Linked DNA regions of Homo sapiens: region 1 is linked to region 2. The links are chromatin loops, found by intact Hi-C in ENCODE. Cell type or tissue: heart right ventricle. All regions are shown on one strand. Links, peaks and the distances in the headings refer to the core of each region. The heading gives the core; the rest is flanking DNA. Region 1 has its middle 150 kb from the start of PKN2. Region 2 holds the start of LOC105378839 (a long non-coding RNA gene).

The links. A loop is a pair of places that touch in the nucleus more often than their neighbours do. Peaks named below come from ENCODE experiments on the same cell type or tissue, not always from the same donor. Only the 100,000 strongest peaks of a DNase experiment are listed, where the experiment ranks them.
Region 1: it touches region 2 in a loop (3-fold over the local background); 9 of 110 quality-filtered maps call a loop at or near these places.

Annotation. Positions count from the first base shown.
Region 1 is chr1:88,528,286-88,537,022 of GRCh38, forward strand. No RefSeq gene overlaps it. Among named protein-coding and RNA genes, the nearest start is that of PKN2, 150 kb to the right of the region's middle. In heart right ventricle, for the core only: no CTCF peak of the experiment used is centred there; no DNase peak of the experiment used is centred there.
Region 2 is chr1:88,458,872-88,467,608 of GRCh38, forward strand. LOC105378839 (a long non-coding RNA gene) reads left to right here and starts at 4,017. Exons shown (of 2, transcript XR_947573.2): 1 at 4,017-4,512; 2 at 5,982-8,737. RefSeq lists an enhancer at 2,242-3,954. In heart right ventricle, for the core only: a CTCF peak has its summit at 3,777; DNase peaks (open chromatin) are centred at 3,777 and 4,136; H3K4me3 peaks cover 1,633 bases; H3K27ac peaks cover 1,259 bases.

The DNA of each region.
Region 1 (8,737 bases), core at 617-8,616, 70 kb after region 2:
AGTAACAAGTGCACAAAGGGAGAGGAATATCTAAGATGGCAAAATGACTGTATTAAGATTGCTGAAGGACACAAGAGGCTAGAAGTATAGGACCAAACTTACAAAATATAATTTAGTGAGGATAAAAGTATAGGTCTACATTGGGATCAAACGCACAGGCACAAAATTAGAAAAATGATAGATAACCAGAGCTAGGGTCCTTATGAAAAAAAGGCCCAAATATAAAATTAGAGAATACCTATGCTTTGAATCAGGTTAACTCCCTTGTCTCCCTCTGTTTTCTCATCTGAAAACTGGCCATAACAGTATCTGCCTCTCAAGATTGCCAGGCAGTTTAAATGAAATAACCTATGAAACAGTCTTACAGCAGTCCATGTGCACAGAGGTATTCTGAGCCCACACACTGTGTCACATCCAGTCAAGCATTATGATGCCTCCACTGTGCTCAGTGCTGATCAAGTCAATGGAATAAAACCAAAATCAGACCTAGGGGCCTCATTTTTAGAATAACGGAGAAAAGTCAGAAAACATTTATTGAGCATCCACTTACTTGTCTAACGTCAGGCTCTGGGGATACTCAGGTGAAGCCATCGTCTCTGCTCTCAAAGAGTTCTCAATCCAGAATCAAATGATGGGATACTTCATCTAGAAAAAGGTGGCCGTGTGTTGATGGCTCAGTAAGCAAAGTCCATGAGAAATAGTTGTCTGAATCATCCTTACATCACCCACTGCATCTAACCTAATATTTGCTCTTTGAAGCTACTCAGTAAACACTTTTTGAATGAATGAGTGATTTCAGTTTCACCTGGAAATGAGAAAAGTTAGGAAAAAAAATGAGAAATTTTTCTTTAATATTTTGAAATTCTAACTTAAGAGAGAATATATGTATATTTGCAGCTCCAGAAAGCAGAACCGAGGCAAAGGGTTCAGAGGACAGGGAGGCAAATGGATCCTGCTCTTTTATGTTTGTTACTATGTTAAGGACACTGGTTATATTATAAAACTAATCTTTATTTTTGGTTCTTAATGGCCATATTGTTGTTGCTTTGCCTCCGGGCCTATTGACTAGAATCAAGGTGAAAAGAACAATCCTGAGTTTTCTATCCACAGTTGCATGTAGAAGCAAAACCAAAGACTTAACACAAAAGGGAAGTAAAACTGTGAAAAGTCCATTTCCAAAATTAACAAATAGAGAAAGCCTGAAAACCATATACCCCAGGGCTCCATTACATCTTCAAGTAAAACCAGGATCTAACTTTTGGCTCAGAAGTTTCCATCCCAGGCCACTTCAGCCGCAAAACATTTCAATTCTATTATTTAAGGAATGGTTTGAAATATCCCCCAATTCAGCTTAACACCTCCCATAGCACATTTCTGCAGAAAATAAGTGCACTGCCAAATGGCCAGCCCTGCCGCAAACACAGGTAGAGTAGCTGGGCCAACAGGAGAGGTTACATTTGTTTGGCAACTTCCTCTAGGCTATTAGAGCTGAGACCGCAAGAAGCTAAAATGAGAAGTGTCTCGCCACTTTTACAGTGAACTAAACAGAATAATACCGAAGAGCGTGGCTCAGGTTCCAGTACCAAAAGCAAAGCAGGAGCAGTGATGTGCCCACCCCCTGGATGTTCCAGCCCCTCAGCAGGTCACATGCTGAAATGCTTTCTGAGGTCCATGGCTACAACTTGAACCCGTGACCCTCTGAATGAATGCCAGAACCCAGACCAGCATGTCACAAACAGCTACTTCAATCCACCTCCCCAGCTTACGTTTAATTAAGTGAACATGATGAAAAATAAATGAGGTTGTACTTAAGCCTTCAAAGGCCTCCTAACCTTACCTTTCCAGGGGATTTTTGGCTAGTTGGCTCTACTCTCCTGCTACCTCCATTTGCCACAAGCTGTTATATTACATTTAGGCTCAAATCTGCTCAGGCTATAATCCACAATCCATTTTTCATTTAACTTCTAAACGTTAAGAGAAATGGAAACCTCATCAGTAAACATTGTGACAGTTATCTTTTTAACTGTCATTTATATAAACTTAGGCACATCCCATTCTAAATCACGCTCAGATGAATCAGTTGTTCAAATATAAACATATTTAGCAGAATTCTGTCATTTCCTCATATGTATATTCATTTGCGAATGACTCACTTCATACATGTTCATAAACCTGAGAAACTATCTTTTGAGTTATTCACAGATTCAGGTGATGATGCCTGCAGAGTCAAAATCTGACTATGCATGCAGGGCCAGCACTGGGAAAAAAGTAGCCAAAAGTCATAGCTCTGGGATCATTTTAATCTATCTTTGGGTACAAGAAATGTCACAGAGGTTCACCTGAAATGAAATTATCCCTTTCTCTTAGCTTGTTTCGTACCACCTAATCCTCTAACTCTTTATTAAACATTATCTTTCCCATCTGCTCTAGTGAATGTTCAACACCTTGTGGACCAACTCTGGGCTGATTGGTTTTTATGGGCAGCATGAGCTCAGTTTTATGCACATATTTAGGATTATCTCAAGGACAAAGAGGATGAACAATCCATTAACTGTAATAAGCAACTGCACATCTCAAGGTAGCTACAGCATATATTTGATTTCAAAAGAAGAGACTGAATTAAAATATGTCTGTCCAGAAACATCTAACCTCCAACACACAGAAACAGCATTTTCTGTTCTCCATGCTCTGGTAAGCGGTACTACTAGAAATCACATCTCAGTCCCCCTCAATCAGACTTTCCAGCCCTTAAATCTTATTTTAAGATCTGACACTAGAGCAAGAAAAAGATCCTTTTGAAACTACTCTTCCTGATTATCTCTGGGCAAAGCGTGTAGAGCATGTGTGGACAGACACACTTTTTTTTTTTTAAAGGAAAATGCATTGTTATTGCTTTGTGTAGAAAACTTAAATTCTTCACTTTAGAATTACATGTGTTCCCATTGCTTAAATTTGTAAAATATAAATCATGGAAATTTAGCCAAATACACAGTGTTATCTGAGAAAGCCACTCTATATTGCTAGCCTGGTTAATTACAGATATTAGAACCACATTACTATTATTTATTTCAATATTTAATTCAATCTAAAGTAATCCACTAAGACCTCATTTCCCTACTTCCTAATTTAAATGTGAACATTATTGAAAAAGTCTTTGCTTATTTATTTTCATAAGAATTCCTTATAAATGCTTATCTTCTTGCATCTGTTTTATTGATGAGCTCAGTTCATTTTTTTGGCTAACCTTTCAAACAAAGGTACCTTGCTTTTGCCGTTACTATAAAGTTTATGATCCTGTAATAATAACAATTATGAGGACATCTGATCATACTGTATACATTAATGACCAGACATATCTGGCCACCTGTCTTCCCAGCTTACTGATCTCATTGATGAGCAATGTCAGGCTTCCTCCTTGCAACTTGTATCTCAAGATGATTAAAAGCTAGCTTTTTTTTTTTAGCAGTTTGAAGTCTGTTTTTCAGTGAATTGGTAATATCACATACTGCACAAAGAGAGAATGTACCAGTCACCTGCTCAGCTTTATGGCACAGAAAGTGTGAAAAACAGGTACAGGAGTTAACGTACTCAGAGTGACAGCTTTCGAGCTCTTGCATATGCTTCTTTAGTCATTACTTTTTCTAAGGAAAGAATGCTAAAATGCAGAGCTGAGTGTCATCTTCTAATTTCAGTTCAGGCCCTTACTTAATAGGTCAAAGCCAAAGTAAAACCAAAGTGAAGAACAACACAGGGCATTGAACTGGGCACAAGCTATCTTGAAGAATGCACAAGCCAGGGGTGGTGCCCTCTGGGGACAGAAGAGGAGGATTAGAAGTGAGAAGGAGAACTACTTTCACTGGATTCTCTTTTGTTCCAGCTGAACATTTTACTTGATGCCCACATTACTTTAATAACAAGAACAACAACGATAACAACTTAGAGATAACTGAATCGTGTTTGCCCCCTCCCAGTGCTGTAACAACCCACATCCATCCCAAAGGTCTGCCCTAGTGAAATGGTGCAGTGGCAAAGGTTGTGTTCCAGAGTCCCAGACCCTCACTCTTTGCTCCTCGTGCCTCATGGGGATCCCTCTTCACCCCTGTCCTCTCAACTTCAGCCAGTGTCCTCAGGTTTCACCCTGTCTGAGCGAGTTTCCGAGAAACCATCTGATCTAGTGAATATAAATAAATAACAACAGTTTTGCTTCTATACATACACATCAAAAAAAAGTGTCAGATTGAAACAGTCCATTCAAAACCTCATTGTGAGAACACTGAAAACAAATTGGCCTGTATTAAACAATCAGCTGGAGAAGATGACTATGCATGTTTTCTGTTCAGGGGAAGAGGAGTATCTAGGCAGGGAAGTGAAGGACAGCTGAGATCATGGACACAAGGGTTAGCAAGTTTATGGGATCCTGTGCTAGAGACCAGCCCACTGGGTACCAGGTTGAGAGTGACCCAACACATCTCTGGGTGGAGGGCTGACAGAACAATATCCTGGCCCCCAGCCCCTCCTGACATTGCTGGTGTCTGCTCGAACCCTAAGCACAGTGACGCACATAAAACACTGACACTAGATATCTTCAAGGAAATGGTACAGCCATTTCATCAAGCAGGACCCTGGACTAGTGAAAATGTGCTCTGCAAGGTTCTTTGAATGCTTTCCGTGAGGTTGCTCTAACTTTAGACTGATTTTACTACTTTTCTGTGTTCTCAATGCCCTATTTTTGATACTGCTGTGAACCCAAATTTTCTTCTTCTATTCACATATACATGCATTAGAACACAGTAAGACGAAAGATTGCCTACTTTGAGAATTAAAATTTTCACCTTTAGGTGGTTAGTAAGGCCAAACTCATTAATCTTCTATTTGCTGTATTCTGCAGTATAATTACATGGCACCAACCAGTGAAATTGCTGGTGAAAGGCCTATATTATGACTCCAGGGCTATTCTGCATGCCCATGTCATTCTGCAAAAACGGTGGCATCAGAATACTGGCTCCCATTACTAAACAATTCTAGTAAGCATCTACTTTAAGACATCTGTTTTGTGTCCATCTGGGAAATTATTACATTAAGATTAAGTATCATGCTGTTTTGCAAAATGTGAACATACTTAATACCACTGAACTATATACTTAAAAATAGTTAAGATCATAAATTTCATATTATGTATTTTTACCACAATAAAATTTTTTTAAAGATTAAGCATCACTGATTTTCCCCCAAGTTAGAAACATGTTTATTGCTTTTGCTGGATTTAGAGTAATAAATATCTGCTTTATGAAATCTAACACCAGAAAACAGTACAAAGCAATAAATGAAAGTCCTTTTCATAATCTTCCCTGACCAGGATATTCACTCTTAGCCATTTTGCATGTACTTTTGGAGATATCTGTTCTACACAAACCTTAATGAGAGCATATAGCATGCTGCATCAGACTTATTTTGTTTCAAGTGACAAAATCTAACTCAAACTAGCTTGAACATAAAAGATCTCACATAACTAACTCCAGGTGTACATCTAGCTAACTTCAGGCATAGGTTGATCCAGACTCAAATGGTACCACCAGGACTTGGTTTCTATCCATCTCTCACCTGGGCCATTCTCAGACTCCACATGGTAACCTCCAGCAGCTCCAGGCTCACAGCCCTTTGAATTACATTCCAGCAACAAAAGGCAGAGAATCCCTTCCTGCTAATTCTTATACAAGTCTTATGATTTGTATAGACCAAACATGGTTCTAACCAATCAATATGACCAGGAAAATGAAATATTCTGATTGGCCAGGTTTGAGTCTCACGGCACCCGTAGAGCCAGCTGTCAAGTCAACTCCTTTCTAAAAAACTCACTCATAGGGGAAGCCTGCAGAAAATCAGGGACTATTAAAGGAAGGGTGAATGAATGCTGATAAGCAAAAACATCAAGTGTCCCCAATACATTTTCTTCTTTCATCTTTGGCATCAGGGCCAGCTACATAATCTGTGGGGCCCAGTGCAAAAGGAAAATATGGGGCTTCTTGTTCAAAGGCAGTAAAAAAAAAAAAAAAAGATGCTAAGTCTACTAAAATATAAAGCTCTTTCCATCTTTCTGCAGCCTCTTCTTCAACTTACCATGGTATTTTTTTGTTATGTAATGTAAAGAAAAAATCTAAATTTGACTTATTAGCATGAACTTTACCATTCATCATTATGTTGTTTTTAAATCCAAATATGAACCTTTTAATTCATATGTGGAATCACTACAATTACAATTGATATTTTGTAGTTCATGCATGCACATGTATTTCAGTCGTAGCAGAACTCGACTGTTTTCAATTCACTTTCTGATATGTGCATCTTCTACAACGCTTCCTACCTTCAGCTTACTGATGAGTAAAGTAAGATTTAAAGAAAAAGTAATTATATGTTGCCTTTCTTACCCTTTACTTCTTTGTCATCGTTTTCAGCATAAGTGCTTGCCAAATACACAGAAGTACAACAAGTATGAAAGAATATGATAGGGTTTCTTGAACATTCTTGTCTCTTAGAATGTCGTTGTCTTCTTTCTTATTCAAAGCAAGTTCTGGTTGAGTGAACAAAGTGGCCTCTTGGGGCTGTCAGGGACCCCATTTGCTGAATAATAGATGGAACTCCCTTACCTTTTATTCACTTTGGCCTCCCACGCATCGTGGGTCCATGGGAATTCTGTGCCCACGGACATCGAAAATGCTATGTGCAAATGGGGTGGCAAAGAATGGCAGACATGCATATTGCATGTATCTTCTTGGCTCATGCACATGCGCCATTGTCCCATCAGACTAAACTTACAAAACATGACTTTAAAGATAAAATTCTTAAGAATTTCAAGATAGTGACAATCAATCATTAAACCAAGCATGGGGCCCTTCTGAGCACAGGGCTCTTTGCAACTCTGCACAGATCACACACCCATGAAGCTGGCCCTGGGTCTCAATAAACTAAATCAAACTATTTAAATAACCAAAAGTGACTCTAAAGTTCTGCAAAAAGACTGAGATATGGTTAAGGAAACCCACTTCTCAGAAAGAAAGGGCATTCTACATAGAGCAGTGGCAACAGTTATTAAGGTAAAAACAAAAACAAAAACAAAAAACAAAAAAAAAAACAGGAACCATTTCAAGTGTCTGCCCTACATTTTATGACTACTCATTTCAACCTATCACACATGTAAAAATCATTCATTTTTAATGGTTTTATAGTATTCCATTGTCTGCACTACAGTTTAACAGTCCCATATTAACATTTAAGCTCTTTCCAACTTTCTGTAGGACTTTCATGACTATTCTTGAACACTTACTTGATTATTTTCTTAAGATAAATTTCTAAGAGTAGAATTGCTGAGTCAAGATGCATGTTTTAAATTTTTATACTCATTGCCAGACTGCCTTTTAAAATGGCACACTAGTTCACTAGTACTATAACAGTGTATGAGAAAGCCTATTTTTTCCATACTCAGCACTGGATATTACCATTCTTTTTCATCTTTGCCAATCTGAATGATGAAAAATGATATTTCTGCACATTTCTTGAACTATGGATGAGGATGAGCATTCTTTTTATGGTTACTGTTCAAATTCATTTTTAACATTTCTGAACATTCAAATTCTACTGAAGGCCCCTGTCCCATTCTCTATGACAGATGAAAGAAAAAAAATGAATTGAAGCAATATGTTATTATTTCCTACCAAAATGAGTGCTAATAATAACAGCAAACATTTATTACGTGCTTACTATATACCAAGCACTTTATGCACATTTCTCTTTAAAGTCTCACACTCTCATTGAATCAAAAAAAATCTTGAGGATGATTATTATCCCCATCTTACAGAGGAAAAAAACAGCGATTTGGAAAGCTTAACTAACGTATGTGGCAGAGTAAGGACCCAGTGGGAACACAGATCTACCTGAAGCCAAAGTCTGCTATACGACTATGTTTCTAAATTCAATCTGATGTTTTTAATTTTCATATTAAGATGGCAAGCAGTCCTGCATCTGGTTGAATTAGAGCATAAAATAATCCTTAGCCACAGAATGACATTGTCTAATACCTAGCAAACCCTGAGGATATTAACCAAAAGGAAGAATGTTACCCAAACTCTATGTGCCTGGCCAGGAGCTGAAAGCAACTAGGAAAGCTGAGTGTGCATCACTCATCTTGAAGCCTCATAAAAGAAAGGAAATTGTATTTGCAAGTCCAATTTCTGAATGTTTGAGGAAGCCTCGCAGGAACACTGCAGTGAGGAGTTAAAATGAGGGCCCTGAGAGGGGATGTGGATAATATAGTGTGTGGGGCTCTCTACTGCAGGGTATGTAAATACTTTATACACTAATTCAATTACATTTTCAGATTATGCAGGAAGACTGATTTAAGCAACAGTTCACACTGCTGCCCCATCACCCATGCATGCATGCAGGAGAACAGAGTTAAGAGACCTGGGTCGACCTTAACTCTGTATTTCTTGACTTTTATGGGCATAAGTTGGAACTTTAATGTTTTATTAATGTCGAGTTTTTGGAGTTGGTATTCAAAATGTTTCAAGCAAAGATATGACAGATCTCAAATACCTGGAACCTGTTCACATTGGCAGGTAGTAAAAAAAAAGTCCACTATCTTAGACAAATTATTGACCAAAGAACTCAGTGGGATTATTTTGCTTAAATTATTATATAAAGGATTATGATGCCACAAAAAGTGAAAATATTTAACTTGCAA
Region 2 (8,737 bases), core at 51-8,050:
AAGGTGACAGGTGCAGAAGAAAATCCTTACTCTTTTACCCTTAACCGAAGCTCGAGCAGATCTTTAAATCAGTCTCTCTGAATTGAATCACGCATAAATAATAAACATAACCTTCACTCTCAAGTGATATCACGTCTCTTAAGACTTTCAATTTTCTAATACTTCCTTTAACATATTCTTTAAACCGATTTTTTAACGCGATGAACTCTTATCATTGAAATTATGTAACTGTGTCTGAAATTTTTTATCTTAATTGGAAGAAAATATCATTGGTTTTATCTGTAATGATTTTATGTATGCTACTTTAATATTTACCTTAGTTTTCCTACACAGAGGATTGAAAACTCAATTTTATAGGTCTGAAAGTAAGAAAATAGACTTAGTAAGCTAATTTATTTAGAATGGTGGGGAAATGCAGTATTCTGATTAATTCAATGATCTAATTAACTGAGCAACTCTGCTCACCAAAAAATTGAAGGCTGATTCTTAAAAAATTAGTACGATACTCCAACAAGACATAATATACAACTTTATCTGTTTTGATTTCATTGGGGCATTGAGCTCTTACAGAGTCGTTCATTACAAACTTTACAAATTCTTACTATATAGTGTTTCTGAGGTAGAAGTTGTAAAATTCTAGCCATTATCAGTGAACAGAAGGGGCAGAGATGATTTTAACAAACCAAGGTTTCAAATTCTAGACAAAGCTCGGGATAGACAGTTTATTTCAGGAACCTCCTTCCCACCTTCATCAGTGTCTTCATTCCTCATTCTCTTTTCGTCCTCCCATTTCCTGTCCCCATTCCATCCTCCAAATTCCTCTAACCTCCTTTACATTCCAGCTAACAACTGCTGAAGTACTAAGCAATAACTAATATATTAGTTAATAAGCGATGAAAATGAGATAACCATGATTCAAGGAATATCTGTACTCAGTGAAGCTACTTAGACAGGCCCTCCAAACTGAAAGGTTAAATGACTTATCCTTAATACAAAAAAGACTTAAGGGTCTCCTGACCCTCGGCCTTGTAATTCAACTGCCCAACATTTCCTGGCACAAAACTTCAGCCATCCATCCACAGGGTTTTCCTCCTACCTGGTGAAGCCTTCCTTGCATCCACCCTACCCCATGCTACCACCGCCTTCTTCACTTTGGTAAGCTGCCTTTGGAGGCAGGGCTCAAGGAATCACTGCATGGAGAAGTTTTTCCTAGGTTTCCTGGTCTGCCTTAGATACCCCCAGTGTGGCCCTTCAGTGCTCTGTGCACACATTAGAACATTTGCTATTTCATACAATAATTATTTCATACAATAATAAGTGTTTTCCCCCACTAGCTACACTGTAACCTCCTTACCAGACTTATCAGTCTTTATATTTTCAACATCTAGCAAATTGTCTGGTGCTCTCAGCCCATTAAGGTTAAACAAATGAAAGATTGCAATGAAACGAAAGGGGTTTGGGATACCCACATCTCAGTGGGGGTGGGATAAAAAAATACTGAAAATAGTAATTTAAAATGTTGCCAACCCCCACCATTAAAGATACAACTTCATATGTACAGAGCATATAGCACTATAGTGTTTCTGGCTTTTTTTATTTAAAAACACTCTGATATTAGCCTATTAACTTTTCATTTGTTCCTCTCTCACTAAAGCAGAGCACAAAACAATCCCGTTTATTTAGGCTTCCCAATTGTCTGAGACGCAGATAAATAGGCTTACCGCATTTGTGTGTGCTTTTATGCACTTTAATCCATATATTTCCCAGTTTGAACAAGACAATAAATTAATTCCTGTCTGTTTTAAACTAGTTTCTACTTACTCAAAGATGTCACTACATAACTTGGAGTGGAAAATTTGAATAGTGAAAAAGAATTCCTTGGTCCAGAAGTTAGTATACCTGCAAGTTTTAGAGCTCTCTCTGTCTCTGGCTGACTCTGTGGCCTTGGGAAAATTACATAACATTCATGGACCTCGGTTTCCTCATCTATAAAACCATCTATACAACACAGGAGTTGAACCAGGTGATTTTTAAGAGCCCTGTCCATTTTTAAATTCTATTATTATATAAGTCTTTAATTCTAACATAGAGCAGGTAGACTCTGAAAGTACTGGGAATAACGATACTGTACTGTCAAACAAGGAAGATAATCTCCATCACATGCATTTCAATTTAAAATTCACAGCAAAGTCGAATTTGCACACACTATGTCTGAGTGGCCAAGAGTAATAGAACAAGTATGTGAAAGGAGCAGGAAGCAGGCAGAGGGAACCCATGCACTCTGGGAAACAGTACACAGCCTAAATGTATTTTCTCTCACTGATGTATTTTAAATTTGTGACTATGAATATACCACAGTGAACAGCTTGAAGTTCTTTGGAACAAACATCTTCTAAGGTCACTCCTGAAGGAACTGCAATAATAACATTTGGCATATGCAGATAGAGTGCTTTGCAGACTGGAGCATGGAGAATTATGCTCGGCATGTTCCAGAAAAGATGATCCATGATTCAGGTGAAAAAAATGTCAGGTACATTTTTGACAGTGGCAGCAAACCCAAACAGTGTAACCAAACAATCAATATGGACGCCCTCATTAAAATCCCCCAGTAGCTGCGAGTTTGATTTTCAGCAGGGTCTGGACAGGAATAATAGATTTGGTGGCCTGGAGGAACATTAGAGGTTTTAATAAAAGGAACTTAAAATTACCATTGTTGGCCCTGGTTCCAAGGAAGCCCTGGTTGGGTGTCTGTAACAACACAGGATGAACCTAATTCCTCGCCTCTCGGATTCTTGCTATTCAGCTTAAAATGCCATTTTATGTAAGCCTGATAATTTCTCCTCAAAAATAAATTCATAAAAATTGCTTGAAAATTCCTGATCAATGTTTTCAGCTCACATAGATATTAAACCGAATTTCCTAAAGCCTGAAAAGTTAATTATGCATTCAATTAGAGTTTCTTAATAAAGATTAAAACTCTGAAGTCTATTACAAGCCCATATTTAATTCAACTGCCATTTTATCCACGCCATGTAAGTGTAAGTGGTAACAATGAATATAAATTATAATACACGCCATAGAAAGAATGCTATTTGTCCAAGAACGTTACTATAAAGAATTAAATTTTGCTATCAGTTCCATGATCTAGTTAAAATTGGTATTCTTTATTTGGTCTTTCAATGTAGTCCAATTTCCTACTTTGAAAAACAAATTCTGGGGAATAAAGAAAAGAGATTAATTTATCATTAAGACTCTGCTTAATTGAAGTCAATTCCGAACAAACTTGAATTCAATTTCTGCTCATTAAATTGAATGTGCTCTGCGTTCCTCTCTGCATTGCTTTGAGCAAGCAGCTGAGAACAAGGGACTAACATCAAAATTATTAAATTGAGGAGATTTTATTTGGTCTTCACATGCCAGAGCCGCTTTGATGAGGAGCTGTTTTGGCACTGAAAGGAAAGAAGAGCAGCTGGAGGAAAAATCAAATGAAACTAAGCCTTGGAAAATTGAAGAAAACGCAAGCTTAATAATATTTAATAATTAAATTTCCACAAACAATAGCGGCAAATGAAGTAATCTGCAAAGTCTGTGAACTCATTTGCATAATTGATGCCGGTCCCCTGTAAATGAATAATGAAGATAATAAAAGATGTTGCTAAAAATGGGCACAATAACAGCAAATTTCATCAAGCCGCGCTCTCTGATTAATCTGCTCTTGCAAATCAGCACCGAGAGGGGAGCGCGTGATTAACCGCGCCGAGGACTGCAGCAGGCGGCGGCGCTGCCCTTTCTCTGCGTGTCTCTGGGCGCGTCCTGCCCGCTCCCCGCGCCGCCCGCGCTCCTCTCGCCGCAGCTGCCGCTGGGGCTGCCGCGGGCGCCGCTCAGCCGGAGCGCGCCTCCGCCCGGCCCGCCCGCGCCCCGCAGCAGCGCGCTCGCTCCTTAACCACTTCGCCGCTGCCTTTCGTCGGGGCCGCGAGCGGGGCGACGGCCGCCCAGCGCCCCTGGCACCCCTGATCTCCAGCCGGGGCTCCCGGCCCGCGCCTTGGTGGCTGGAGGCCCAGGATGAGCCTCGATGGCGAGAGGCCCAGGATGCGCCACCAGGCCGGGCTCACTTCTTTGACGCCGAATAAACTGACAAAACAATTAGCTGGCCGGCTGGGGAAGGTGGTGGGTGACTCAAATGCCAGTCGGCTGCGTGCCCCCGCGCTTAGATGAGTCTGGGATTCTGGGCAGTTGGGACTTTCTTTTCAGGAAAGGAGGTGAGAGGTGCCGGGGAAGCCCACACGAGCAGCCACTCTTGGAGAAATGGGGAATGGCGCTGTAAAAGCGCAGGCCCTCCTCCTCCTCCTTTCTCCCCATCACACAAAAAGGATGGGCCTTGAAAGGGATGAGTTTATTATGCACTTTTAAATGCCTATTCAGAAAAGAACAGGAGGCAAAAATAAAGATGCTTCCCACCCCACCAATTCCCTTCCCTCGAAGAAAAAAGGAAAGAGAAAGCAACCCACAAAGGTAAGCTGGGTATTTCAGATTTTGTGTCTTTTTTTTTTTTTTTGGAATCAAAATAACATTTTCCAGTTTGCCACTTACATTTTCGAGTGTATTTTTCTCAGGGCTAACTCTAGGGGTAATAAAATCTCTGGAAGCTATTATGCCCATATACGTTTTAAGCAGGAGTTTGTGAAAGCAACTTTGCTGAGTGCAAACTTGAGACGATGAAACTGAAAATACTTTGAAAAACACACTATCCTGTTCCAATGGAAATGCTGCACTTTACCAGCTCTCTAGGACAAAGTTGTCTCAGGAAAATGAAATTGTTGATAAACCATAGTTCCAGACTGTTACTTCACAGCCCTCAGATTGCAATCAATCGTAGCCCGGGCCTAACAGGACTGACTCCAGCTTTTCATTTGTTTATAGTGTGTGCAATGTTTTATGCTTCAAATGCACCATGTCAACTATGCAAAATGATGCATAATTTTTGTTTGCATCCTGGATCCACCTCCACAATGGTTTTTGTTTAAAATAAAGGTCATGATTGTTTCCCATTATTACAGAATGGAAACCGATCCTAGACATCTGTGAAACGTATCTTAAAAATTCCACTACTGAGTTGGGAAAAGCAGAGAGTTCATGTTTACTTCATTGGCGAAGTCCAGTTGAATCTACTTAACTCGACCAGCTTTAATCCAATCTAATAAACCATGAGCTTGTTCCTGTGTCAAAAAAAAAAAAAAAAAAAAAAGCCAATATGCTGCCCTGAGCCTGTGAAAGTTGTCAGAAACAAAATGGAGTCACTTGTGTTAAAAAATTAATTAATTAATTAATTAAAAGAACCCTGACAAATATAGCTGCAGAAGGCTATGAAAAAAAAGGTTCTCATGCATAAATGCCTGATAACAAAAACTATCACAAAAGACCCTGCAAAAACCACAGTCCTTGCTCAAAAATGATTACAACCTTACACAAAAAATACTTCAGCAAGAACATCCGCCCAGTGACTGCCTATCCAACCTTCGACTGGCATCACCCTTGCTATTGTTATGGGTCTTCATAGCCAAGGATAATTATCTCAAAACAATGATATAATCCTCATTTTTCCTTTAAAAGCCTTTGTCTTTCTTTACCTCCCTGCATGCCTGTAGTTTACTATGGCATGTGTATTCCCATTCCAATGCTCTGTTCCCAAATAAATGTAATTTCCTTTTAGACAGCCTCTCTCTGTTAGTTACTTAGGCTGATAGCCCCAAATTCCATCTTTCGCATTGCCATGTCATCAAATAAACCTGTGATTTTCTTGTTTTTGCTAAGCAAATGGCTTGTGTTGTGGTTAGTGTCTCTAGTGTAACAATCACTTTGTGTTTCCCTGACTCTCCTAAGTACAAAGAAATAGGAACCCCCGCACTTTATGTGGGAAAAAAACAGAGACTGAAAAATTAATTAACTGCCCACTCTCACATGGGTCTACCACCATCTTCCAGGTCTTTCTTTCCAGACCTGTGGTCTCTCCCCACCTCCAGCCTCTTATGGAGAGCAAAGGAAGGAAATGGGAACAGGACTCAACAGCAACATTCCAGGAAAATGAATAGAATGTGGGAACGGTTCGAAATGATAAATCCAGGTGATAGAACGAGTTTCAAAGAGCAAGAGCCTGATGGTAATAGGGAAGCCAGGGGAACGGCAGAGGTTGTGCAGAAGACGACTCTGGCAAAATAAGGACTGTGGAGAGAAAGTAAGTGGCTTTTAAGATCTTAAACATGGGGTCAAAATTATACCATGAGAAGAAAGAAAAAGTCCCTGGGAGTGTTTGTAGACAGACCAAAGGACAGAACGTGAAGAAGGGCCTATGAGAGAATTGGTATCCGGAAGATTGTTTATGTGCAACACTTCTGAGGAATAAAGGGTGATAAACTGTCTCGTGAGAATGAACTACTGGAAGGACGGAGAGACACAAGGAATGGCTGCAGTCAAGGTGAAATGTAGGCCGTTGTGAGAGTTTCATCCCAGGGCATGATGAGAATGCCAGGGCCTGATGCGTGTCAACGGTGCTTCATCTGCTCAGAGAGTGTCCTAAAACCAGTCAGACCCTAGATGTAGAAGTATGCCACCCAATGTCACCTAGCAGTTCAATGCCAGGGAGAGAAAATTCAGGCTTTCTTATCCCCCTTCTAGTGCAAGCCCATGGAATATGCCACTTTCCTAGTTAGGATTTGGAATTGGTCATTGGGAAGGGCTCCGAAGAGAAACTCTGAGAATTGTTGATTTCCATTTCAAATCCCCCTAATGCATAAAATAAGAATGTGTTCTGCGGTGTTCCTCAGCTTATTAACTTTTATAAAAGAAAGGAATGATCTTTGTTGTTACTTGAAAACAGCCACATTTGGAAAGGTCTACGCTACCCAAATGTAATAAAAATAAATTTTAGTTCAATTGGTCAGTCTTGAAAGCTAATTGAACAGTCATGCTTTGTTCTAATTATTCCTGGCTACCATTAAAGTGATGGAAAAGTAAGTACGTTTTTATTGCCAACTCCTTGGGTTTTTTTCTCTTTTTTTAATTTGTTTGTTTTGTTTTTAAATAAGACTAACCAGTTTGGGCAAGGACCTAATGCTCTCTCAGCAGGTAAATTTTGCAACAATGTTTCTGAAACCCTGGGTTCTGGGATGCCGTGTGGGTCTTCATCACTTGCAAAAGCTGTACTCATGGAGCCTGAAATCTAGCTGAATTCTGCATGGGTACAAAATATGGTGTTCTGGTTGACTGGATACCATGATTAACTGATGGTGACAACACACATCATAAACCATTGTCTGATTCTTAAAAAATTCAAAGATCGTTAAAGGAGAGTTAGATGCCAGCTCATCTTACACAGAGCATCAGGCAGAAATTGTTGGTAATCTGGCAAATGAAACTACTCATATCCTATGATGTTCGGTTTGTTTATAGACTGAATTTGCACATAATCGAGAGTTATTTCCTCACAAATAATTTATCTCTAATGAATAATGATGTCTTTGTTGTGAGCTCATGGTCCAAATAGCAAGTTTCCCCTAGTCATAATTATCTACAACTATTATGTTTTCCCATTCAATTAAACTTTTCTTACAGAAACGGAAAATTTTATTAAACTACTCAGAAATGATTAAGAAATTAGCATATAAACTAAAGAAGGCAATATTTAAGTAGGATACCCACAAGCCATTTAAAGAATAATTTATGGATATACAGACACTTTAAACGAGTAAAGATTTTCCCCTACTGGTTATTCGTCCTTTTTCGTGGTAATTTTGCCATCTATGCTCCTCCCAAGCTAAAGCACAAATTATTTATCTTCCCCGATTTGTTCAGGATTTCCCAGGATTTATTTACCACCCGCTAAAAGCAAGTGTCAAAACCCCTGTATCTGCCCTGTTATTTACCCTTCCCTCTAACTGGAAAACCATAAAGAAAATGAATCAAAAGAAAAGCTTGCAATTCTAAATTCTACTCTTACTTTTTTCCTATTGAGAGGTGACAGCGTTCTGGCAGCCCTTGCAGCGCTCGCTCGCTCTTGGTGCCTCCTCGGACTCAGTGTCCGCTCTGGCCATGCTCGGGGAACCCTTCAGCCCGCCACTGCGCTGTGGGGGCCCCTCTCTGGTCTGGTTGAGGGCGGAGCCTGCTCCCTCAGCTTGCCCGGAGGTGTGGAGAGAGGCACGGGCGGGAACTGGGGCTGCGCGCCGCGCTTGCAGGCCAGCTAGAGTTCCGGATGGGCGTGGGCTTGGCGGGCCCCGCACTCGGAGCTGCCAACCGGCCGGCCCGGCCCGGCCCGGCCCCGGGCAGTGAGGGGCTTAGCACCGGGGCCAGCAGCTGCGGGGGGTGCGCCAGGTACCCCAGCTGGGCCAATCCACCCGCGCTGCGCTCGATTTTTCGCGGGCCTTAGCTGCCTCCCCGCGGGGCAGGGCTCGCGGCCTGCAGCTCGCCATGCCTGAGCCTCCCCAGCCCCCGGCGCCGTGGGCTCCTGTGCAGCCTGAGCCTCCTGGACGAGCGCCGCCCCCTGCTCCACGGCGCCCGGTCCCATGGACTGCCCAAGGGCTGAGGAGTGCGGGCGCACCGCGGGACTGGCAGGCAGCTCTACCTGGGGCCCCAGTGCCGGATCCACTAGGTGAAGCCAGCTGGGCTCCTGAGTCTAGTGGGGACTTGGAGAACCTTTATGTCTAGCTAAGGGATTGTAAATAGACTAATCAGCACTCCATATCTA